Linked DNA regions of Homo sapiens: region 2 is linked to region 1. The links are chromatin loops, found by intact Hi-C in ENCODE. Cell type or tissue: sigmoid colon. All regions are shown on one strand. Links, peaks and the distances in the headings refer to the core of each region. The heading gives the core; the rest is flanking DNA. Region 1 has its middle 6.7 kb from the start of PCAT29. Region 2 has its middle 160 kb from the start of LINC02205.

What was found. Hi-C counts contacts between places; a loop is a spot of excess contacts. Peaks named below come from ENCODE experiments on the same cell type or tissue, not always from the same donor. Only the 100,000 strongest peaks of a DNase experiment are listed, where the experiment ranks them.
Region 2: it touches region 1 in a loop (2.4-fold over the local background); 17 of 110 quality-filtered maps call a loop at or near these places.

Annotation. Positions count from the first base shown.
Region 1 is chr15:69,579,695-69,591,214 of GRCh38, forward strand. No RefSeq gene overlaps it. Among named protein-coding and RNA genes, the nearest start is that of PCAT29, 6.7 kb to the right of the region's middle. In sigmoid colon, for the core only: no CTCF peak of the experiment used is centred there; no DNase peak of the experiment used is centred there.
Region 2 is chr15:70,343,373-70,354,892 of GRCh38, forward strand. No RefSeq gene overlaps it. Among named protein-coding and RNA genes, the nearest start is that of LINC02205, 160 kb to the right of the region's middle. RefSeq lists an enhancer at 1,026-1,527. In sigmoid colon, for the core only: no CTCF peak of the experiment used is centred there; a DNase peak (open chromatin) is centred at 5,808.

The DNA.
Region 1 (11,520 bases), core at 1,446-9,445:
TGAGATAATAGATGCAGAGGTGATGTGAAAAGTAGGAAGTGCTTTACATGTGCCAGTTTTCTTCATTCATTCACTCTCATTCACGCATGTACTAATTTAGCAAAAAATGATGAAGCATCCATTAGATGCTATAATTGCAAATTGCTAAGTGTTCAGGGCAGAGCAAGTGGACAGACTTTGTAACAAAAGCCTGCTTTTGACTATTTTATCCCTGCCCCCACTGTCTGCAGAAGAAAGAGAAGGGTAGAGCTGATGGGTCAGTGGGCATCTGTGCCCTAGGCTGGGGGTCATCACTAGCCCTCATTTTGCCCTGCAATCAGTAGACTCTGTGCGTGGGATTCTGTGATGGGAGGAATTTTCTACCCTCTTTGTTCTGGTAGGGAAGAGTTTACAATGAGTAGGGTCAAGGGTTGTTTTCTGCTTTGTAGTGTTGATTCCAGAGGCTGCCTCATCTGTTGTCTGGCAGCAACGGCACACTGGCCATTGACATGGGCAAAGGTCACTGTACTGAGATGTGAGTGCAACAGAATCATGGGGCAGCTTTAGCAGACCATCATCAGAGACAGCTCAGTGGATGCAGCTGCCTTCTGAGGATAAAAGATTTGGATTCAACTCGGGTGGGTGAACTTGGACAAGGTGCTTAACCTTACCAAGACTCAACTTCCCTATCTGTAATAGGGGACTCTTAATACCTACCCTTTATGCTTGGTGAAGATAAAGTGAGAGTCATGAGAGAATGTCCTCCTCTCCTTCTTCCATTGACGTCAATTCATGATCACTGACCTCATCGGGCAGTTATCTGACTCAGGTGTATCAGATCTAGCGGGTACAGTGACCTCTGTGCCACTCATACGCCCCTCAGTTATTAGGTACCAGGCTTCTGGTGATGTGAAGAGTGTCTGTTGTAGCCACTGTTTCTGAATTGTTAATAAAATAAGACAGCTCTGGTCTGGAGGAGAGTTGGGGAGAAGCCCAGGAGTCTGCTTAAACCCCATGTCCAGGTGGGCATCCCCGACTGCTCTTCTTCCCTCCCTAAAGGTTCTGGGGATTCAGCCTGTTGCAACTTCCTCATTAACCCTTTCACCCATCATGGTGCTCATGGTGGGGTTCTGTCCCTGAGCCTGGCTGGGGAATGGAAAGAAGCCTCTCAGCATGCCACCACTCCCCTCACCGTTCCCAAAGACAAGCACTCTGGCCATTTGCATAATGGGGGCTTTATCACTAATCAGAGAAGGTAAACACACCAGGCAACAAAACAGTAAGCACATAGAAAGGCAAAGTTTTCAGAAATCTACAAATCCCTGATGCCGCAGGCCCTCACACATGGAGGCCCTACTGGACTTATTCTTTCTGTGCCAGGCTGGGTGAAGAGGACAGGAGCTAGCAGCTTTGATCCGCTCTATCATCACACTTGCAGTTTCAGGGGACTTCCAGACCAATCAACCACTCACTCCATCCCCTTTGCCTACCCCAACGCTAGCCCCTCTGTCCCAGCATTGTCTGGATCTCTACTTTGTCTTTGCCTGTCTCTGAACTGTGGGCTCCTTGAAGGGAAGAAGAAAGGTATTTTCTTCTTTCCTGTGTCCTCAGAGCTATCATATGTTTCCAAGAAGGGGATGGGGAAGTTTGGCCTCAGGTGTGAGGAGTAGTTGCCTGGGTCATTGGCTCACAGTGGGGGTGTTTCTGGGGTCCATGCAGTTACTCAGATGGTGCTCACCTTGCTGGGCTCTGTCCTACTCTCTCCTTCTTCTAAAGCATGCTTCTGGGGTGTGACAGGTACACTCAGAGGGATAGCCATCAAAGTGCATTCCTAGCTTATCCTTCCTTCCATCGAACTGCCTGCTGAGTGGTTTGCCCCAGTAAGAATTCGCCAAGTTCTTGTCTTAATTCTATTCTATTACACCTCATAAAGGTTGTAGCCCAAACGACTCTGAGTTTCAGGACCACAAAGCATCAGTATAGGAGGAAGCCTTGGAGAGTGTGTGGTCTGTCTGAAAAAAAATAAGTGGATAAAAAATGGGATGGTGCCTCCTCAAACATGAGTGTCTTTGTCAATGATCCCACTAGCCTTCTGGGCCACAGCCAACATGGAGGGCTAAGGTGGGCATGGTTCTAGTGCAAGTCCCTGAACAGGTACACGCCATCTGTCAGCAGGCATCTGCAGATGTTCAGATTTGGGCAGCCTGGCAGAAGATTTTGGGGTGCAGGCGATGGTTGGATTTTTCAGATTAAGCTTTGAGGTTTAACTACCCATAAATGACTTCAAGGTCTATTGCATGCCACCATTTGTAAATTGGCTGAAGTGGAATGTGAATTGTTGGTGTTTGAGGCTCATAAAAGGGAATGAGATTTGGCCTGGGAAGGGTCTTGTCCATTGACCAGTATCTCATCCCAATTTGCCCTCAAGTGTTCAAACTCATGAATGATAACCAAGAAAGCCAACTACTGGGGTTGTGGGTAGCAGTGTGGAGGAAGAGGCCATGGAGAATAAGAAAGTGAAGATTTTAAGCCAGAAAATAGAAACTTGAGGTAACTTAAGCTTTTCTTTTTTCTTTTTTTTTTTTTGAGATGGAGTCTCACTCTGTCATCCAGGCTGGAGTGTAGTGGGGCAGTCTCAGCTCACAGCAGCCTCCATCTCCCAGGTTCAAGCAAATTCTCCTGCCTCAGCTTCCTGAGTAGCTGAGATTACAGGTGCACAACACAACCCTGACTAATTTTTGTATTTTTAGTAGAGATGGGGTTTCACCATGTTGGCCAGGCTGGTCTTGAACTCCTGAACTCAGGTAATCCACCTGCCTTGGCCTCCCAAGGTGCTGGGATTACAGGTGTGAGCCACTGTGATTGGTCATAATTTTCAGGTATATATATATCTGAAATAAAAAATATATATATATATATTTATTTTACCATATGAGATAAGTTGTGTTTTATACTATGTCTTAGTCCATTTTCTGCTGCTATGACAGAATACCACAGACTGGGTAATTTATAAAGAAAATAAATTTATTCATTACAGTTCAGGAGACTGGGAAGGCCAAGGTTGAAGGGTTGGCATCTTGCAAGGGCCTTCTTGCTGTGTCATCTCATGGTAGAAGGCAGAAGGGCACAAAAGCCCAGGAGAGCAAAAGAGAGCTGAACTCACTTTTATAACAACCCATGCTTGTAATAATGAACCCTTTCTCATGATAATAACATTAATCCACTCATAAGGGTGAAGGCCTCCTGAATTAATCACCTCTTAATTATCCCACCTTTTAACACTGTCATGATGGCATTTAAATTTCAATGAGAGTTTTGGGAGGGACTTTCAAACCACACCATGCTGGTATTAGTAAATTTGGAGATTCACAAAATCTTTGGGATATATTCTTTGGAAATGTTATAGTAAACCTAACGCAATAGCAAAAATCTAGAAACAACTGAAATATTCCTCAGTAAAAGTGGTTATACAATAGGATCAATACATAATGTTTATATTAACAATTAAGCATGATATTACTGATATGTACTAAATATATTATGGTACTTTCATACTATAGAATGTATTACAGTTGTTAAAAAAATTTAAGTGATGGTTTAATAAATGAAAAAAGCAAGGTGCAGAGAAGAATGTGTTAGTATGAATCCAAATCCATTTATGAATTTCTTTTAAAAGCTTATGCACATTTATCTCAGGAGAGGCTCCATTTTTTTATTCTGGGAAGATACACAGGAATCTGTTGATGAGGGCTACCTGCAGAATCTGCACATCAACTCTCTGAGCCTCCGTTTTCTCACTTGTATAGTTGGCTTTGTAATCTCATATTCAGGATGTTTGTTAAACTCCAAAGGGACACCTCCTGGGCATAGCCAGCCATAGAGCCTAATAGAAACAGCAGCTATTGGTGTGTGCTCGAGGCAACGTGATGGGGGGACGTTCCATGACCTCTGCAGTCAGGCAGATTAGGGATTGCTACCCTCTACTTGTATGGATCAGAGGGGAGCTGTCTCTTGCTTCTGAGCTTCAGTTTTTTGTACAAATTCTTAAATGTAAAGATCCTAACGTAGCCCCTGGAATAGACCATGTGTTAGTTCTGCTTCTGCACAGCTGTGGAAGTCACACTCTGTAGGACTTCCTGACAACTGACTGTGGGCAAAAGGGTGCTTCCTATGAACCCTCCTGGGGCTCTGCTGAGCCTGGAGGCCCCCCTCCTGACTGGCAACGGAGAGAGGCCTGCTCTGGGAAGTGTTCCCACCCATCAGGCTCCTCACACTTCACTGGCTAGTGGATAGCCTTCCGGAAGCAGGCCTAAACACCCAAAATCAATTTGCTAAAAGCCAACTTGCCAAACGATCAATTCACTGAATGACTAATTTGCCATAGGACTAAGGATTTGTTTTCTAAATTTCAGTTTCCCTGTGGCTTTGCACAGAAGTTCTGGTTACAGAATTTTGCATGAGCGTCAAAGTTTAGATGCTGAGCCCAACTCCAGCACTCAATATTTTATATAGAAAGGATAGACTTGCCCCATCTCTCAGCCTCTGCCCCTGAATCTGCCTCTTCTCTGCTTTTTAAGTAAGTCTTTCTTTCAGATGCAGTTTCTATCTTCTCAAAAGTTGTTTTTTTCCAACCTGGCCCTATGTTTTCTTATGAACAGACATCAGCGATGATAGTAGATTTTTTATGGAGTAGGGGCCCAGAACTTAGCCCTAAGGAGGTTCAATACCATGCACTGGGGTAATTAGTGGAATAAAAGAAAGGGACATTTCTTGCAAATGTGAGTTTGTGATCTACGACTTATATCTACTTATTGTTATTATTTATCATTTTAATTTAAGTTGTAATAGACATTGAAATAGCATTTCAAGGTGAAGAGATCTATTTATTTGTTTATTAGATTTTAGATTCTGAAGCTTAGTTTAGAAGCATCTTATAGCCAGCACATAAGTGGATAAAATGTGTAGTCACTCCAAACCAGTAGTTTAAGATCTTGAGTTATTTTAACCCTTGATTTCCCTACATTTCTTATTTATTTCTATCTCCATGTCTATCTACCTAACCTTATGCCTATACCTATCTATGAACAGGCAATTCAGAAAAGCAGACTGATCCCAAATGTTTTCATATGCTTTGGAATGTGTGGTACTTTTTTAATTTCTAGATTTTCCCTCTTAGTAGTCTTCACTTACATCTGCACCCATTTCATATACTTGTACCTAGTAAACGTTAATTAGTTTTCTTATTAACTTTTTCATCAGACCACCATGGTCTCTTGAACAGAAAACTGTGCGGTTGACCTCTGGGCAAGTTAACTAATTTCACTGAGACTCAATGTCTTCATCTGCAAAGTGGGTGCAAAGTGGCCCATTCCTCGGGGGTCTCAGTTTTCTCATCTGTTGCATGGGATAATAATCTTGTCCCTGGACTGCTACTCTACCAGGAAGGTTGTGAAGGGGTTTATGATAAGATAGAGGTTGGAATGTTATGGGTTGAATGTTTATGTCCCCTCAAAATTCATATGTTGAAGCCCTAAACCCCAGTGTGACTGTAATTGGAGATGGGGCCTTTAAGGGAATAATTAACATTGAATAAAGCCATAAGGGTCGGGCCCTGAACTGATGGAACTGGTGCCTTTGTAAGTAGCAATCTCTCCCTCTATCCGTGTGTGCTTGTGGCAAGGAGAGGCCGTGTGAGAACATAGTGAGGAGGCAGCCGTATACAGGCCAGGAAAAGGCACCTCCCCAGAAACGGAATCCACTGGAACCTTGATTTTGGACTTCCAGCTTTCAGAATTGGGAAAAAACAAATTTCTGTTGTTTCAGCTGCCCAGTATTCTGCAGTATTTTGTTATGGTAGCCCCAGCAGACTAAAACAGAATGCCTGATTCCTGAAATCACGCCATCATTCTAGGGGTGTCTGTCTTGGAGCCTGGACTGGGAGTCCTGGGCCTGAAAGCCTGAGAGATGGCAGTGTGGGAGAGGCCACTTTCTAGGCAATGGGGAGAGAAGGAACCATCTCTTGGGAACATCAGCTTCTTTTGGGACGCTCCGCTCTGGGCTGCCTGTCCCTAGCCTCCATGGGCCAGGCTGACTGTGGACCCATCTCTCAGAGTAGCAAGGATCCTAAGCTCTGAATACTCAACGTCATCACTAGATTCCTGTTTAAAAAGTCTATTGAGCGGAAATATATGGAGTTGTGCTTTCTTAAGAAAAATCCAACATTTCTTCTAATGTTTGGTGAGGGAGCTGCTGAATGTGTCCTAGCACCTTGTGAACCCTGTGTCCTTGCCCCTCCATGTTCTGGAAGTCCTGGCTTTGCAAAGCCAAACAGGGGTCTTTGATAGCCAATCACTCTTAGCTCAGATTCGCATGAAAGAACCTGGTTTTGCCCAATGCCACACCTCCAGCCTCTCCTCCACAATCCTCTGGAATGTAGAGCTCCAGCTCTGCCAAGACCCTCCCACACCAGAGCAGGCAGCATCCTCTGACCTGGCTCTATCAGCCCTCCCTCCCCTTCCCCCTGGTTCCCTCTTCCCTAGAGCACAGGAACGCAGCGCCAAGGCTGGGGTTGTGGCACATCTTTCTCTCTCCTATTCCACAGTCTACCTTCCCTTCCTTCTCTCTTTCCAGCCCCCATATGAGAGCTAGTGAGCCAATGTATGGAAAAGCAATGCGGGTGGAGAAGTGAGAGAGGCTGGTGGGTCTGGGATAGTCAGGGAGGCCTTCCTGGAGGAGGAGACCCCAGGCTAGGCTTTAAAGGATGGATAGGTTTGGAAGCACAGAGAGGGAAGGACAAACTCTAGAACTCAGAGTTTAAGGATGGGTGTGGGGACCCTGGCTTAAGACTGTGGCATAGGGTGGAGGCCAGGGGTGTGCATGTGGAGCTGGGAGGGGACTGGCTAAGAGAAGTCTGGAAAGCCAAAGCCCAGATATTTTCTTTGATGCAGAACCCGGTGGTCCCTGGCTGCAACCGCTGTAGCTAAATAAAGCAGTCACTGTGATTTTGAAACCACAGTGGGCTTGTTCCACTGTGATGGCAACTAATTACGGATTGTAATTTGTCTAAACACAGGGAGGTGTTTTGACCTGAATAGTAATAATGTGACAGGCTTCCTTTGGTGTCTTCCTGCTGCTGGTCCACTAGCCAGGGGCACGTCTGCATGCCCGCCCTGCTGTGGATGCCCGGCCAGGACAAGGGGAAGCAGGGGCGATGTCCACCCTGGCACAGGGAATGGTCTTCTCTGGATCTTCAAGAGGCAGGCCCTGGCGGTGGTCAGAGCCACAGAGGGACTTGGGGTCCAATCCTTGTCTGTAAACTTGGGACCAACTGTACCGGGTTGTCATGGAGATGAAACAATGTGGAGGGGAAGGCACCTGCGCGTGGTAGGTGCTGGATGCATGGGAGCTGTGACAACTGTCATTAGCACAGCTAAGGTGACTTCATTTTACAGTGAGGAAACTGAGCCCCAAGGGGACCCTTGGCTGAAGTTCCGTAGTCACAGGCTTTGGGGCTTTCTGAGGACTCCCCTCAGCGTCCTCTCATCCATGCAGCTTCCAAACAGTATGAGTTTCCTCTCTCCATCTTGTCTGTAAGCCCTAAGAGAATGAGGCTGTGGCATAAAGTGCCGTGCCCTCTCCCTGCCCCAGCATAGCCTAGCAGAGGTCCTAATAAATATTTCACAGTCACTCAGAATCATCATGTGGACAAGTCACTTTATCTCCCTGAGCCTCGGCTTCCTCATTTGTGAAATGGGAATAATGACTGCCTATCTGATGGAGCAGTTGTGAAAATGAACATGCAGAATGTGCTTGGTAAGTGGTGGTTCCCCCCATTCCCCCACCACCATTGCAGTCCAACAATGCGGCTTCATCAAGAATCAAATCCAAGGAGAGGCCTTCAGGGATGTGTGCAACCATTTCCTCTGTGCCTGCAGGGAGAATGCTGGCCCAGCAGTGGAATATCCCAGGTGGATTCAAGGCCATGTCTGACCCTGATGATGTCCAGATATGAACTCTGAACCCTCCATGGGGGCTTGGTTTCTGTGCCTGATCCAGTTCTCTCTTTACAGCTTCCAAACAGTATGAGTTTCCTCTCTCCATCTTGTCTGTAAGCCCTAAGAGAATGGGGCTGTGGCATAAAGTGCCGTGCCCTCTCCCTGCCCCATAATAGCCTAGCAGAGGTCCTAATAAATATTTCACAGGATCTGAGTGCAGAGTGCTCACTTTACAGCTGGAGAAGCTCTGAAAGGAACATGATGTTCCTGCAGAGCCCGGACTTATAGCCAGGTCTCCTGACCCACTCCACAGCTCTTTCTGCTGCCCTGTTGAGCTCACATCAGAGTTGTCCTCTGCCTAGAATTCTTCCCAACCCCTCTGCTTGTCTGGATCTCATGTAGCCTCTGGGCCTCAGCTGAGCTCTTACAGCCATGACTCCCAACCTTGACTTGGTTGAATCAATCCCCCTATGCTTCATTCTTACATCATCTGGGGCAGAGATTTCTGGTTCCTTCCTGACATCCATGATTACCTTCTTCTTTTGTAATAACTCCTGATTTAACGAGGAAGAAACATGTACAGTTAAAAGACCACATTTCACAGCCTTCCTGGCAGCTAGGACGTTGCTGAGTAAGCCTTCCAGGAAATTGAGAAGGAGTCAACTCCTTTTTTTCTCTTTGCATTTTGTTCTTTAGACCTTTCCTTCATTTTACCCAGAACACAAATGTGATGGCTGGAGCTACAGCACCTATTTTGGGCTTGTGTGCTAAGGATATGATTGCAGAAAGATAGGAAACCCTGAGGACTTTGTGGGAGCCATCGTTCCCACCCTGGGCTGCCCATTTCTAGACTTGTTTTATGGAAGAGATAAAGCCTTCATTTGTTTTCATCACTATAGTGGATTTCTGTTACTGGCAACCAAACCCAATCCCAGTTGATAGGGGACTCCTTGTAGTTCTGTCATAGTTCATGATAATTATGGTCAGAATCATTTAATGCCTCCCTCACTAAACTGTGTGCTCCGTGAGAGCAGGGACCCCATCTGCCTTGTTTACTTCTGTATCCCCAGCAACCAAAACAGTGCCTGCCACTGTTAGTGCCAGTAAATGCTTAGTAAATCTTTTGGGGTGATTATATCCCAGTGAATACTTGGTGGTCTAGCAGAAGTCCTAAGGGATCATTTGAGGAAAAAGTGGCTCTGATAGTGGCCTTCATACTAATTGTGACAGGCTGCCCCAGCTGCTAGCAACTACCTTTCCTTTCCTGGTAAGTTGGCTCCTCGATATCATCATTTAAAAATCAAATTTTTGATGGAGTGTGGTGGCTCATGCCTATAATCCCAACACTTTGGGAAGCCGAGGTGGGAGGATCACTTGAGGCCGGGAGTTTGAGACCAGCCTAGGCAACATAGTGAGACCTTGTCTCTTATTAAAAAAAAATCAGCTGGGCATGGTGGCATGTGCCTATAGTCCCAGCTACTTGGGAGGCTGAGGTGGCAGGATTGTTTGAACCCAGGAGTTGGAAGCTATCGTGAGCTGTGATTGTGCCACTGCCCTCCAATCTGGGCAACAGAGAGAGAGACCCTATCATACACAAAAAATAAAATAAAATAAAAATAAAATTTAAAAAACAGAATTTTAATTTTTTCCAATATGAAAGTCTCTTTCAGGATATTCTTTTATAACCTCACTACCTATAATAGCTGCTTAAAAATACACAAAGAACAAGTAGAACACACAGGAAAACCAACTTTTTTCTTTTCACTCTCAGTTCTATGCAGTTGCTTTTTTCACATAGGCCCACATAAAAACTTGCATCAACCCCCACTCTAATATCATACTAGAATTTTCCCACTTATTAAAAAGTTGGACTGAGTGATAATTTTTAGTGGAGAGACTGCAACTTGTTTCCCATCGAGGAGAATTACTTGGCCTGTTCCCTCTTCATTTTGTACTTTTTGTTTGAACGATGCTATCATGAACCTCTCTTTGTGCCCAAAGCTTTTTCTGTACTTAGGATTATTTTCTTAGATAGATTCTCAAAGTGGAATTATTTGATCAAGGGAGGTATACATGTTCCAGTGTCATTTTGCAAAACAGGAATCAATGCACAATTAAGGGAATCTTAAGGGAGAGACCCACTCATTTTTTCTTTTTCTTTGGGCTCAGTTTCCCTAGCTGTAAAACTGAGCAGGTCCAAACATAGAGAGCTCTAGCTTCCCTTACAGGTTCGAAGTTCTGCTGATGGTTCAGGAATGAGGCTTCTGAGATCTTTCAGGGCACAAAGTCGTAAGACGACCTGGGTTTGTCAGCCATTGCCTCTGGTTCACCCTCTTAAAAGCTGACCTTCACCATGGGGAAGTGGGTCATTGGAGCCTCCAAGCTGTCTTCCTGTGTTTTCCTCACAATAATACTCCTTCCCCAGCTGCCAGCAAGCTTATGCTCTAGTGCAACCCTAACCCTTCTAGAGAGGGTGGAAAGCTTCATATCCTAGAGTCTGAGGGATGTGAAGTTGGGGATTCACCTTTGAAAGCAGTAGCAAGAAGAGGGCAATGCTTAACCCAAAGGGACACCTTGAAACTAGAACATCAGACCCCACTGCAGGCCACTGAGGGACCTCAGCCCACATGGCACGTAAACTACTCGTGCACAGCTGGAGATACCATTTATGCTCTGTGGCGAGGCTTCTCGGCCTTCTCCTCCGTAAGATCATATTACTGCACTTATTTTCATCTCAGTGACCTGCCAGACTGTGAGCTCCTTGAGGACAGTGATTCCTCTGATGTGTCTGCATCTGAGACACAGCAGGTGCTCACTACTTATTTTAAGTGAGCAAGAGAAGGGAGATGCCCCGATGTGATGGGAAGAATTCATGGCGAGATGGGGAGGAGAGCCAGAGCTCAGACAGGAAAGAGTGGGAGGGAACAGCTGACGGTGGGAAAAGTCCTGGGATGCTCCTTTCTCTGATTCAAGACAACATAAACTGAACCAACTCCCAGTCCCTGCAGCCTGGCCCTTCTTGTGTGTGCAGCTTGTAGGCCCTGAGGTGGATGTTTAGGGAATGAGTCCTCAAAGCATATACGTTGGCAAGGGTGGCAGAGCGCTGTGGGAGAAGGAGAAGCATGTGCAGAAAGAGGAGGCCAGGGGACCTTATGGCTCCTTTGTCCATCCACAAAGCATTAGTTTATTTATTCACTCATTTTTTCATCCAATATTTTTTAGCATCTGCTATGTATTATGTTCTGTGTTAGGTGCTGGGTGTTCAAGGAGGTAAATGAGAGCTGTGGTCCCTGCAAAGGCCAAGAGCACTCTGAGGAAACATCAGTACCTGGGGAGGCAGTGTGTGGTACCCAGCGGAGTGTGTGATGGGTGATGGGCATGGGCGGAACACTCACACAGAAGTGGCAGCGTGCCACAGGGGTGGCTGCAGGGGTGGCCATGCCTGGGGAAACGCGACTGCCTGGTTTGTCAGTGGGCCCTGTAGGACAGCAGTGAGGCACCTCCCAGGCAGCTCTGCAAGTGGCACTCCAAAGGAGAGCTGGAGAAT
Region 2 (11,520 bases), core at 2,456-10,455, 760 kb after region 1:
GGCCTCAGCCAATAACAACATCAATATAATAACAAGAAGGATGAGACAAGGCTTACCATGCAACCAGCACTGTGCTAAAAACCTGTGTGCACTGTCTTGGTAAATCCCAGCAACAAGTATATCTCCATATCACAGATGAGGAAACTGAGGCACAGAAAGGTCAGGTCCTTGGTCAAGACCACACAGCTAGCAAGGAATAGAGCTGGACTTAAACACAGGGAGCTGGATTCTAGGGCCCATGTCTTGAAGGAATTCTCATCTCCTTTCTATGGTCCAGCCTTTTGATTATGTACATTTTCAAACATACATGAAAGAAGAGAAAATAGATATATGGACCCGCAGTGTATCTGTCATCCAGCGTCAGTGTCGATCCACATTTTGCAATCTTATTTCTCCACAGACCTCACTATTTTTAGGAGAGGGCTAGGGTATTTTAAAGCAAATCACAGATATCGTATCCTTTCAACCTTAAGCACTTCAGTCTGCATATGGAATAGATAAGCATATTTTTCTTTCTCATACCGACTATGCTGTTATCACACCTAACAAAATCAGCAGTGACTTCTGGATGTCAGGGGTAAGTCTCTCTGATCATCTCCAAGATGGCTTTTTACAATTGCATCCAATCAGGACGCAAATTAGATCCACCCATTGCGTTTCGTTGCTCTGACACTCAGGTCTCTCTGATTCTCAAGTTTCCTCTCCCCACTTTCCCATGCCAACCAGTTGAACCTCCTTTTATAGATGGGAAATGAGGCAGTGTTCGCGGTCTCTTCCAGGACTAGGCCCCAGCCAGCTCTAGTTCATTTCTGCTGCCGCCGTCGTGGCAGACCCTTCTCTTATTTATTCTTTTCTATTTGTGAACTAGCAGAGAAGTTAGCAAGAACGGGCATCCTCAAGCTCTGTGCGTTCTCAGGATATAATTCACTTTAATCTTTTAAGCATTTGACAGTATTTGCTCGAAAGAAGGAGCAACAAGTACATAATTATTGCACTAATTAAGCTGCCAAAACACAAGCGTGAGGCAAGAGCACCTTTGAAACGGGGAGCCCACGACGCATTAGCATCTGCTGTAAGCTTATTAATCACCTAACAGGCAATTAGCAAGCTGTTACTGTTTGAGGCTGCTATGTAAATAAATTCTTGGGTTAATTTCTTCCTCTGATAATAAAGAAAACATTATGAAAATTAGCTAAGCGACAATGTAAATGATCTTCACTGTTAATTATATGACAGCGTTACATATGCAAGGACCCCAGCGCTGATAAGGGACAGGCTCCCTCCTTCCCCATTGCCCATCCCCAGCCCCCACCTTGGCTCTGCCACTTTAAAAATAAAAGTGTTGACACAGGTAAGGAGGGGGAGCTTTGGGGACTGGAGTCACAGCTGTTTGCTTGCAGCTTGCCCAGAGCAACTGCCAACTCCTGCAAACTGGGATGTTTTGTCACCTGAACCTCAAGTGGCCTTGGGCTGGACCTGTGACCCCAGCTGGCAGGAAGGGAGCAAGGAAGGGGCAGAGGACCAGGCCTGGGGTTCTCCCCACCCATGGCGGCCTGCTCCCTGAGGCCTCGCAGCAGTGCTGAATAGACTCCTGGGTTTATGTCATTGTCACATGGGGGAATTCCTGGGTACTACTGCGCATGTGGCATTGCTAGACAGAGGCCACCTAGCTCACCCATCTGGGTCAGGTGTGTGGCATGAGGCAGGTAGAGGCCCTGTAACTCAAGTTCAAATCCTGCCTCCACCACTCAATGTCTGTGTGACCTTGGACAAGTGACCAAACTCCCCTCAGCCTGTTTTTTCATCCGTGAAATGGAGATGATGGTACCAGAACCTGCAGAGGGTCGCTGTGAACAAATATAAGGGATAATTCTCATAAAGCCCTTAGCACAGAGCCTGCCTATGGTGAGCACCGGATACATGCTCACTGGCATTATCATCACTGATCTGGTCATTCCAAAAGACATTGATCATATGCCAAGATCTGTGCCAAGTGCAAGGAACCTCACAGCCTTGCCATCATGAGATGGGAGAGCCAGGGCATGCATGTCAAAATAGCCAGCCCCGCCATGCAGCCAGGCCACGAGCCAGAGGAGAGGGACAGACCAGGGCCCGAGGTGTTGTGGCAAGGTGGGGAAGGGATGAAGCCAGTATCTGGCTTTCTCAGGGGCTGGGTCTTGGGCACTGTTTTGGTTCTAAGCAAGTCCTGTAGTGTAATGGAGGGAGGATGGCTTTGGATCAGATGATGGTTTGTCTTCCCTTAAGGAAGCTCACTGCTCTGAGCCTTGTTTCTCACTTGGTTATGGAAGCAGAGGTAAGTGACAGGAAGCATCCAGCACAAAGCCTGACACGGTGGATGCACCATGAGGATGGGTCCCCTAAATTGTAGGATGGAGGGCAGACCAGAAAGCCTTCCAGCCAGGGTCAGCCTCTGAGACCTTTAAGGTCCTTTGAGCAGGGCAGAGGGGTCTGTGTACTACTGTTGATGGTTGCCCAGATGCCAGCATCTTGCTTGACCAGGTCCTGATGCGTGTTCCCTTACAAAAGCAATTCCCCGAGTTAGTCCTATCAGATACTCAATGAGGAAAGGGGTTCATGGTCAGTTGAGTTAAGGAAACACCCAGTTAAAAAGGTTTCTTTGCCAGGCGTGGTGGCTCATGCCTATAATCCCAGCACTTCGGGAGGCTGAGGCAGGTGGACCACAGGGTCAGGAGTTCAAGACCAGCCTGGCCAACATGGTGAAACCCCATCTCTATTAAAAATACAAAAATTAGCCGGGCAGGGTGGCGGGCGCCTGTAGTCCCAGCTACTCAGGAGGCTGAGGCAGGGAATTGCTTGAAACCAGGAGGAGGAGGTTGCAGCGAGCGGAGATCACGCCATTGCACTCCAGCCCGGGCAACAGAGTGAGACTCTGTCTCAAAAAAAAAAAAAAAAAAAAAAGATTTCTTTGCTGCAGGGCTTTTCTGAGCATCTAAACACTAATATGCCCATATCACAAAGTGCAAATGCTTCCATACATGAAGAGACCCTACAATCAATAACAAGACCAGCAATCTATTTTTTTTTTTTTTTTTTGAGACTAAGTCTTGCTCTGTCGCCCAGGCTGGAGTGCAGTGGCATGATCTTGGCTCACTGCACCCTCCACCTCCCAGGTTCAAGCGATTCTTGTGCTTAGCCTCCTGAGTAGCTGGGATTACAGGTGACTGCCACCACACCCAGCTAATTTTTATATTTTTAGTAGAGACGGGGTTTCACCATGTTGGCCGGGTTGGTCTCGAACTCCTGACCTCAAGTGATCCACCCACCTCAGCTTCCCAAAGTGCTGGGATTACAGGTGTGAGCCACTGTGCCCAGCCTATATTTTTTAAATGGGCAAAAGTGTATTATCTTGTTCCCTGAAGATGCATACAACCTATGACCCAGCAATTCCAGCCCTGGCTATATATACTCTGCTTTAGAAGTTTTTGCCCATGTGCACTAGGAGATATGTACTAGAATGTTCCTAGCCACATTGTAATAACAAAAATTTGAAGGTGACCCACAAAGCCATCAACAGGAGAAAGGGTAAATTGTGGCATATTCATACAATAAAATATGTTACAGCATTGAAAATTAACAAACTGTAGCTATTGTAACATGGACACATTTCAAAAACAATGCTGAGGACTTCGAAAAATGTTGAATAAAATAATATCAGTTATAGAACTATATATATAGTTCAATACCATTTATATAAAGCCTTAAACATATACAATAATATTTTGTTTAAGCAAATATATAATCTCTTGATAGGAAGATAGATAGAAGATAGATAAAGAAGAATGAGCAAAAGTTATAGACAGTTCACAGAAAATAAAATGTAAATGGCATTATATGTAAATGTAAAAAAATGTAAATACTGGAAGAAAAAAGGCTCATTCTCACTATGACTTAACACATGAAAATTAAAATCACAGTGAAATATAATTTTCTACCTTTTACATTGGCAAAGAACAAAAGTGTGATAATGCATTGTGCTGGTAAGGACAGAGGGAAACAGGCTTGCGCCTAAATTGCTGGTGGGAGGGAATCTGGCACAACTACCCTGGAAGGCAATTTGGCAACATTGATCAAAACTGAGAATGCATATTCCCTTTGACCCAACATTCCATTTCTAGGTTTTCTGCCTTAGAGATAACCTCCTAGGATTGCAAAATGACTTGTGTACAAGAGTATTTACCGCCATGATGATTGCAATAGCAAGAGATTAGAAGCATCCTAAATGTGCATTATAGGACATTTAAATAAATTATGGTACATCAGCTGGATGAAGTGCTATATGGTCATTCAAATGCATGAGACGGCTCTATGTGTACTGATAAGGAAAGAGTGCCAAGATACATTGTTATGTAAAAAAGTGCTATGCAGTATAGTATGCTCCCATTCTATGAAAATATGTGCATATATAATTACCTATGTCATATATTTATATGCGTATAGGCTCACCCATGCATGACTGTCTCTTGAAGGCTTCCCAAGAAAACAATGTGTTCCTCTGATGCGGGGACCTGGGTGGTGGGACAGGAGAGGGAAGGAGACTTACTTTCTGCTGCATGTAAATCACAACTCATAGCAGACCTAGCCCGTCCTTTCCACCTTACCTGTCTCTTCTTCCAGCCTCAAGCAGTGACAGCACTGTGTGAGCATCAGCCCACTTCACAGAAGTGCCATCCTGCTCTTGCACTTCCTCTTGCTTCCCCTTCAGGGCATCTCTGTGGACCTTACCACTTCAGGACCACCCCTAGTGCCCACGATTGCCCAACTCAGACACAAGGGAAAATTATCTTCCATGGAGCCAATCTTCAGCCAATTGGAGACTGGACCTGATGGAAATTTCTTCTCACTTGTCCTTTGCTATAGCAACCCTGAAACACAGTTTAATATGGCTTCTCAGGGAACAGTCCCTTGGGATCCAGCAATCAGTTGCACTTAGCGGCAGCCAGCTCAGTGTCAAATTCTCATGTCGGCTCTTCCTCCTCTGTGGCCACTCCCTAACCCTCTCCCTAGGACTGCACTTCTAATCAAGTCATAGCATCTAAGCTCTGTTTTTTAGGGGGCTTGAGCACAGACAAGCTCTTTTGCACCTTTAGATTTCATCCCTTGTAATGTACCTACTAATACATATGTATATAATATACATATTATACACATTAGCATATATGTATGTGCTAATATGCACCTTGAATCTGCAAGAGGGGATAGAGAATAGCATATATACATTTCCTACTCTTGGTTGACTGTGGACCCTTTCTTGGGTACCCGCTGTCTTCTTGGCATTCCATGGGAAACAGTTGGTAATCCACCCCACACTGCTTTGCGTCCCAGTTCTGTCCTCTGGGGCCCCCTAGACGAGCCTCTGCCTTTATTCCATGACAACCACCTCATAAACTGAAGGCCATTATCCTTCTCCTCTTTTCCAGTTAAGGGTCTTCTGCTACCTTAATAAGGTCTCTGACAGGCTCCCCCAGACCCCTTGACAGCTCAGCCGTTCTCCTCTCTACAGTCTTCAAACCTTGATGTGCTTTTTAATCTATGACACCTAGAAATAAATAAAAATCTTGGAAAGTGGCCGATGAGCACAGACAAAAATAAGGCTGTCACTCTTCCGGCTCTGGACGCGTTGGCTCTGCCCAGTCCGTGGAAGAGGAGAGACTTCCCTGTTTAGCGGCTGCATCACACTCTGGCTTCTATTGATCTCGTGGCCAACAGACTCCCCCCGGTCTTTTGCACAAGACCGGCTGCAAGCCAGCCTCCCACATCCTGTACTTAGGCAATCGATTTTTCTGAACCTGAAATGCAAAGCGCACACTCACTCATCCCTGGTAGGCTGTATCCTGCTAGAATCAGCCGCCGGCCCAGGCCTGCCAGGATCATGTGAATCCTAAATTGGCCAGCACAGCACAGGGAGGTGGAGAAATTTGCCCTTAGGCTGGTCTGCCACAAACTGACTGTGTGACTTTGAACAAGTTCTGTGTCTTTGTAGAGTGGGAAGGGGTGATCTCTAAGGTCTCGCCCAGCCTGACACTCTGAAACACTTGAATGATCACTCTCTCTCCCAGCTTTGTGATCAACCTGCCCTCTGTGTCTGCATCTACCAGGCTGCTGATCCAAGTGTGCTGATGAGTTCAGGGCCAAGCACAGACCTTGAAGGCAGGCTACCAGTGACCCCCTCTAGGTGGAAATGGAACCATCCATCAACCTATTTTGGCTAGGTTTGTTAAATGAGCTATGAAACCAGTAGCTGATTTATGACCAGCCTACATTTGGGTCTGTCTTCTGTTTACTATCCTGCCTTTTCTCATCCATTGGCTTGTACATGTGAAAACACCTGGCCGGGCGTGGTGGCTCACACCTGTAATCCCAGCACTTCGGGAGGCGAGGCAGGCGGATCGTGAGGTCAGGAAATTGAGACCATCCTGGCTAACACAGTGAAACCCCGTCTCTACTAAAAATTAGCCAGGCGTAGTGGCGGGCGCCTGTAGTCCCAGCTGCTCGGGAGGCTGAGGCAGGAGAATCACTTGAACCCGGGAGGCAGAGGTTGCAGTGAGCCAAGATTGCGCCACTGCACTCCAGCCTGGGCAACAAAGCGAGACTCTGTCTCAACAAACAAACAAACTAAAAAAAAAAAACACCTAACACAGTGTCTAGCCGGAAGTCTAAGCAAGGTATGTGCACACTTCTTTTTGCTTCCTTCTCAGCTCTGCTATAACTATGTTCCTGCTCTGTATCTCCTGCCTTCTTTTATACCCAACTTGCCATGTGACTCCATGGCTTTGTGAAATGGACACGGGCTTTGTGACAACCGTGTTTGTCCAGCCGACCACTAAATTGGGCTGAGTGGTCACCAGGAGGTCCCCAGAAGACTGACCTCTGAAAAACTCCATATTAATTCCCATTGATCTTGGACCAAGGAGAGAAAACTTTACACTTGTTTTGCCTTAGTCTTGGGGTAGGAACTAGGTTTTATTTCCATTCTCTGTGTTTCTAAATCCTAACCCCATTGGAAAGATTATGGTGAGCACCTCAGGAAACTTTGCTTCCAAAGGCACATGGAACACACATCCAGGAAAATTAAATTTTACATTTAAATTTAAAAATTTATAAAATAAAAATAAAATGGAAATTCTTCCACCAATGTATTATCTAACAGGTGAAAAAATAATACAGACTAAAGAAAGAGAAAGATGGAAACACTGGTCTTTATGAAATGGACAAGATTCTCCCATTGAGTTACTGGAAAGATTGAATGCAATTCTATGTGGTCTCTCCTGGCAGATTGGCACATTGGGGGTGCTTAATGTTTTGCTTTTGTTTTTGTGTACGAGGGGTATTGGTTCTAATTATTCAGATGTTAGAGAGTTGGAGAGGTCTTTAAAGATCTGCTAATGAATCCTCTTTTTTTTTTTTTCAGACAGAGTCTCACTCTGTGGCCCAGGCTGGAGTGTAGTGATGATCTTGGCTCACTGCAACCTCCACCTCCCAGGTTCAAGCAATTCTCCTGTCGCAGCCTCCTGAGTAGCTGGGACTACAGACATGGACCACCACACCCAGCTACTTTTTTTTTTTTGTATTTTTAGTAGAGACAGAGTCTCACCATGTTGGTCAGGCTGGTCTCAAACTCCTGACCTCAAATGATCTGCCCGCCTCGGCCTCCCGAAGTGCTAGGATTACAGGCCTGAGCCACTGTGCCTGGCCATGAATCCTTTCTTAGCAGATAAGGACCCTGAGGCCCAGAGAGGAGCAGAAGGAGAGGCAGCCACTTGCTAGCTCTTCGTCCTCCCACCGGGAGACCATGTTAAGTTGCTAATGATAGTATAAGGTAGTGATAATGGCTAACACGCATGGAGTACTCACTATGTCCTACCACTGTTCTCCCACCCCATCCTCACAACAACCTTACGAGAGAGGTATGATTATTTTTTCAAGTTTCTAGATGGGGAAACAGAGACACAGAAAGGTTAAGCAATTTGCTCAAGGTCACACAGCAAGTAAGTGGCAGGGCAGGGCTTCTACTCCAGCAGGCCAGCCTCAGAGGCTGCAAACCCAAAGGGCTAAAGCAATGTCTGGGAAAGAACACTGCCTCCCTGCTTCTCCTCTTGCCACTGAAAGGGACTCTCCTCACAGCTGCAGCTCCTGTCCTCGTCAACCATTAGCTGGCCAATGCCATTCCTCCACTCAGCCCCCTGAAGGACCCCTCATTGGGTGAGAATCAAACCACACACCCGCTTTCCTCCTCGGTCCACACGTGACTCTGGCCTGTCCGAGCTCCTGCTCACTGCCCTCCAGCCACACAGGCCTCCTGGCTGTTCCTTGAACCCACTGAGTTCATTGGCTACTCAGAGACCACACACCTACTGTTTCTTCTGCCTGGAACACTCTTCCCCTGGGTTTAATTCAGGTCTCTGCACAAATGTCACCTCCTCAGAAAGGCTTTCCCTGAACCATTGAAAGTTCTCCTCTCCCTCCCTTGACTGTCATTCTCTTCCCCCTCCCTTGCTTTATTTCTCTTCCCAGTGCTTATCCTGACCTGAGGGGTTTGCATGATCTATTTGGGCCTCCATTATTTGCCTCCCCCACTAGAAGGTGGGAGGCCGTGAGCTCCCTGCTGCATCCCTAACACCTAGCACAGTGCCTGGCACATTGCAGGCATCCAATCCATCTTTGTTAAAAGAATGACTAGATGCAATTGCCTCACTCTCCTGACATCCAGGCCAGGGCTCAGGCACCAGGATCACCTGCTGGATGAACACAATCAGCACAGGCAGGAGGCAGCTGTCTTAAACATCCCCACCCTGGACTCCTCCTCCACATGTTGAATCCTGGAGAACAGACAGGGGAGAGCTGGCTTTCTAGGGTGCAGTGGGCAAGAGCAGCCCGGGGAACTCATCATCAGGGTCTAAAGGGCACATAGGGAACAGACTGGAGCCAGGGGCCAGGAACAGGGGAGGAAGCAGCCCCCACAGGGCTAACCAGGCCCAAGACAGCATCATTTCCAAAGGCCCATCCACGAGGATCCTAGTATGTAGAGCCAAGGCTTGAAAGCACAGACTCCAGAGCCAGCCCACCTATTCCTGGTCAGTAACCTTGGACAACCAGTGCTCAGCTGGCCTCCTCATCTGCAAGGCTGCAGTGGAATGAGCTGCTGGACATGAAATGCCCAGCCCAGGGCCTGCAGGGCAGAGATGCTTGTCACACACACCTTTCTCCTCTCTTTGGTTCACCTTTCCCCTTTTCTCCTTCCCCTAACTCTCCAATACCTTTGCCCTTCACACTTTCCTTCAGAGTCAGGCTGGCTAAGGCTTCCAGGCTGATGCATTGTCCATGAGGGCAGGGAAGACACTCCCCCAAAACTTATATGTACTGTATTGAGTCTTCCAGAGACCCTGCACACTTTCTCCTAAGCTCAAGAGCTCCTGGAACATGGCACTGGAGGCGCCTTGATTACATGCAAGAGGAGAGGAAGGGAGTCCACAGTACTTCCTTGTGTTTGTTTCTGTACTTGAAGTAAAATTCACGGGACATAAAATCAACCATTTTAAAGTGTACAGTCCAGTGGCATTGAGCGCCTTCATGGGGTTGTGCAACCATCACCTCTATCTAGTTCCGGAACATTTTCATTGCACCCAAAGGAAACTCCATACTCATTACACGGTCTTTCCCCATTCCCCCTGAGCCCCTGCAACCCCGAGCCCTCCCCGAGCCCCTGCAACCACTAGTCTGCTTTCTGTCTCTGTGGATTTGCCTATTGCGGACATCTCATTTAGATGGAGTCATACAATGTGATCTTTGTGTCTGGCTTCTTTCACTCCATGTAATATTTTCGAGGTTCATCCACATCGTAGGAGGTATTAGTACTTCATTTCTTTTCAGGGCTGAATAATATTCCCCAGCAGCACTTCTTAATTCATAAGAAAGACAGTGGCCATTCCACATTTGGGCAGGGCTTTTCCTGGAGCTGGGCAGGGGCATGTGGAAGGAATTCAAAGAAGGAGTAAGGAGGGAAGACAGGGAGTAGGAAAGACGGAGGAAGGAGGGAGGGAAAGAGAGAGGGAGGGACGCCACCCTATAACAAGGATGAATGCAAGCAGCAGGGCTCAAGAGGATGCAGCTTCCAAGCCATGAGGGTGCATTTTGGTGACACTCAAAGATCAGCGAACGGTAAACACCTGAGCTAGGCAGCCCCGGGCTGGGCACGAAGCCCCAGAAGTTACAGCTTCTGCCCTGTGCATCTCGCCCACTCGCCGTTCTCACAACTTTCTCTTCTTGCACATGGGTCCTTTGGCAAGGCTGGCACCCCTGCCACCCTGCAAATACAATGAACACCCCACTCTTTGGAGAGGCCTTTCCTCTCTTCCACTGCTGGGGGACCTTGGTGCGCGTCAGGGTAGCTGCAGGGGCCGACTGCACTGTCCTGGCACCTTTGCCAGATCACAGAGGCCTGGACCCCCCACTACTTAGCTGTGGGCCAGAGCTTTGGCTTTGCACTTTGTGTCGAGGAGACATTCAGGGGACAAGCCAGGGCAGACGGGACTCCCACGTTCTTCGTTTGTTCCTTCACAAGGGTGTGGGGGTGGAACTGCAGGATGGGGCTTCCCTGGGATGGTTTAATTCAGTACAGAGACCCTTGTTTTTCCTGGAGCTTGGAAAGCCAGTTCTCCACACCTGGGGCTTAGCTGTGTCATGCCAGGGAGCCCAGCCAATCGAAATATTGACTGAAGTCAGGTTTGAAGGCTTTTGATGACCCAGCTTTGTTTGTGTTTAATGGGCTTGGAAATTTAGATGCCCTTCCAATTCAAACTGGTCTGCCAAGGGTCTTTTCCCCCTCCCTGTTTTGTTTTGAATATTGGTTTGTTAAGTGGTTCACAAGAAAAATTCAGGTTTGGGTTCGGTTCAAGGATCAACAAATGTGTGCAGTTAGTTCTGGTCTGGGGTGCGCGGTTCAGACCAGTCTGAGGCTTTGGTTCAGAGAGAGAGGACAAAGCCCGCCGTTCACCGGGCAGGAGGAAGCACCGGCCCCCCTGCCCCTGCGGCCCCGCTGTGGGCCTGGGCCCGGCCTCTGCTGCATTTAGACTGGGAGCTTCAGCCCTCCAACCCCGGTGTGTCTCCGGAGGGCAGCACTGTTTGATTGATTTTGAAAGTACGACAGTAAAACAGTTAATAAAAACCCGATAGGTCTGTGCAGAGGCACTCCCCATACCACCTAAATGAGCGCTATTCATCAAGGCTGGGCACAGACGCCCGGAGCGCCTCATACAGAGGAGGGGTTGGGTAACCACTGCCCAGCGCCTCAGGGACCCCAGCTTCCCCTGTCTGCTCTCAGCCCCCAGTGAAGATGAAAACGTCTGCCTCTGGAATTCCAGCTTCCCCTTTTATTAAGGCAGAGGTTCTCAAAGTGTGGTCCCAGAACCGCCAGCAGCATGGCCCCTGGGAACAGGTTAGAAATGCATATTCCTGGACCCCACTCCTTGCTAAGCCTGAACT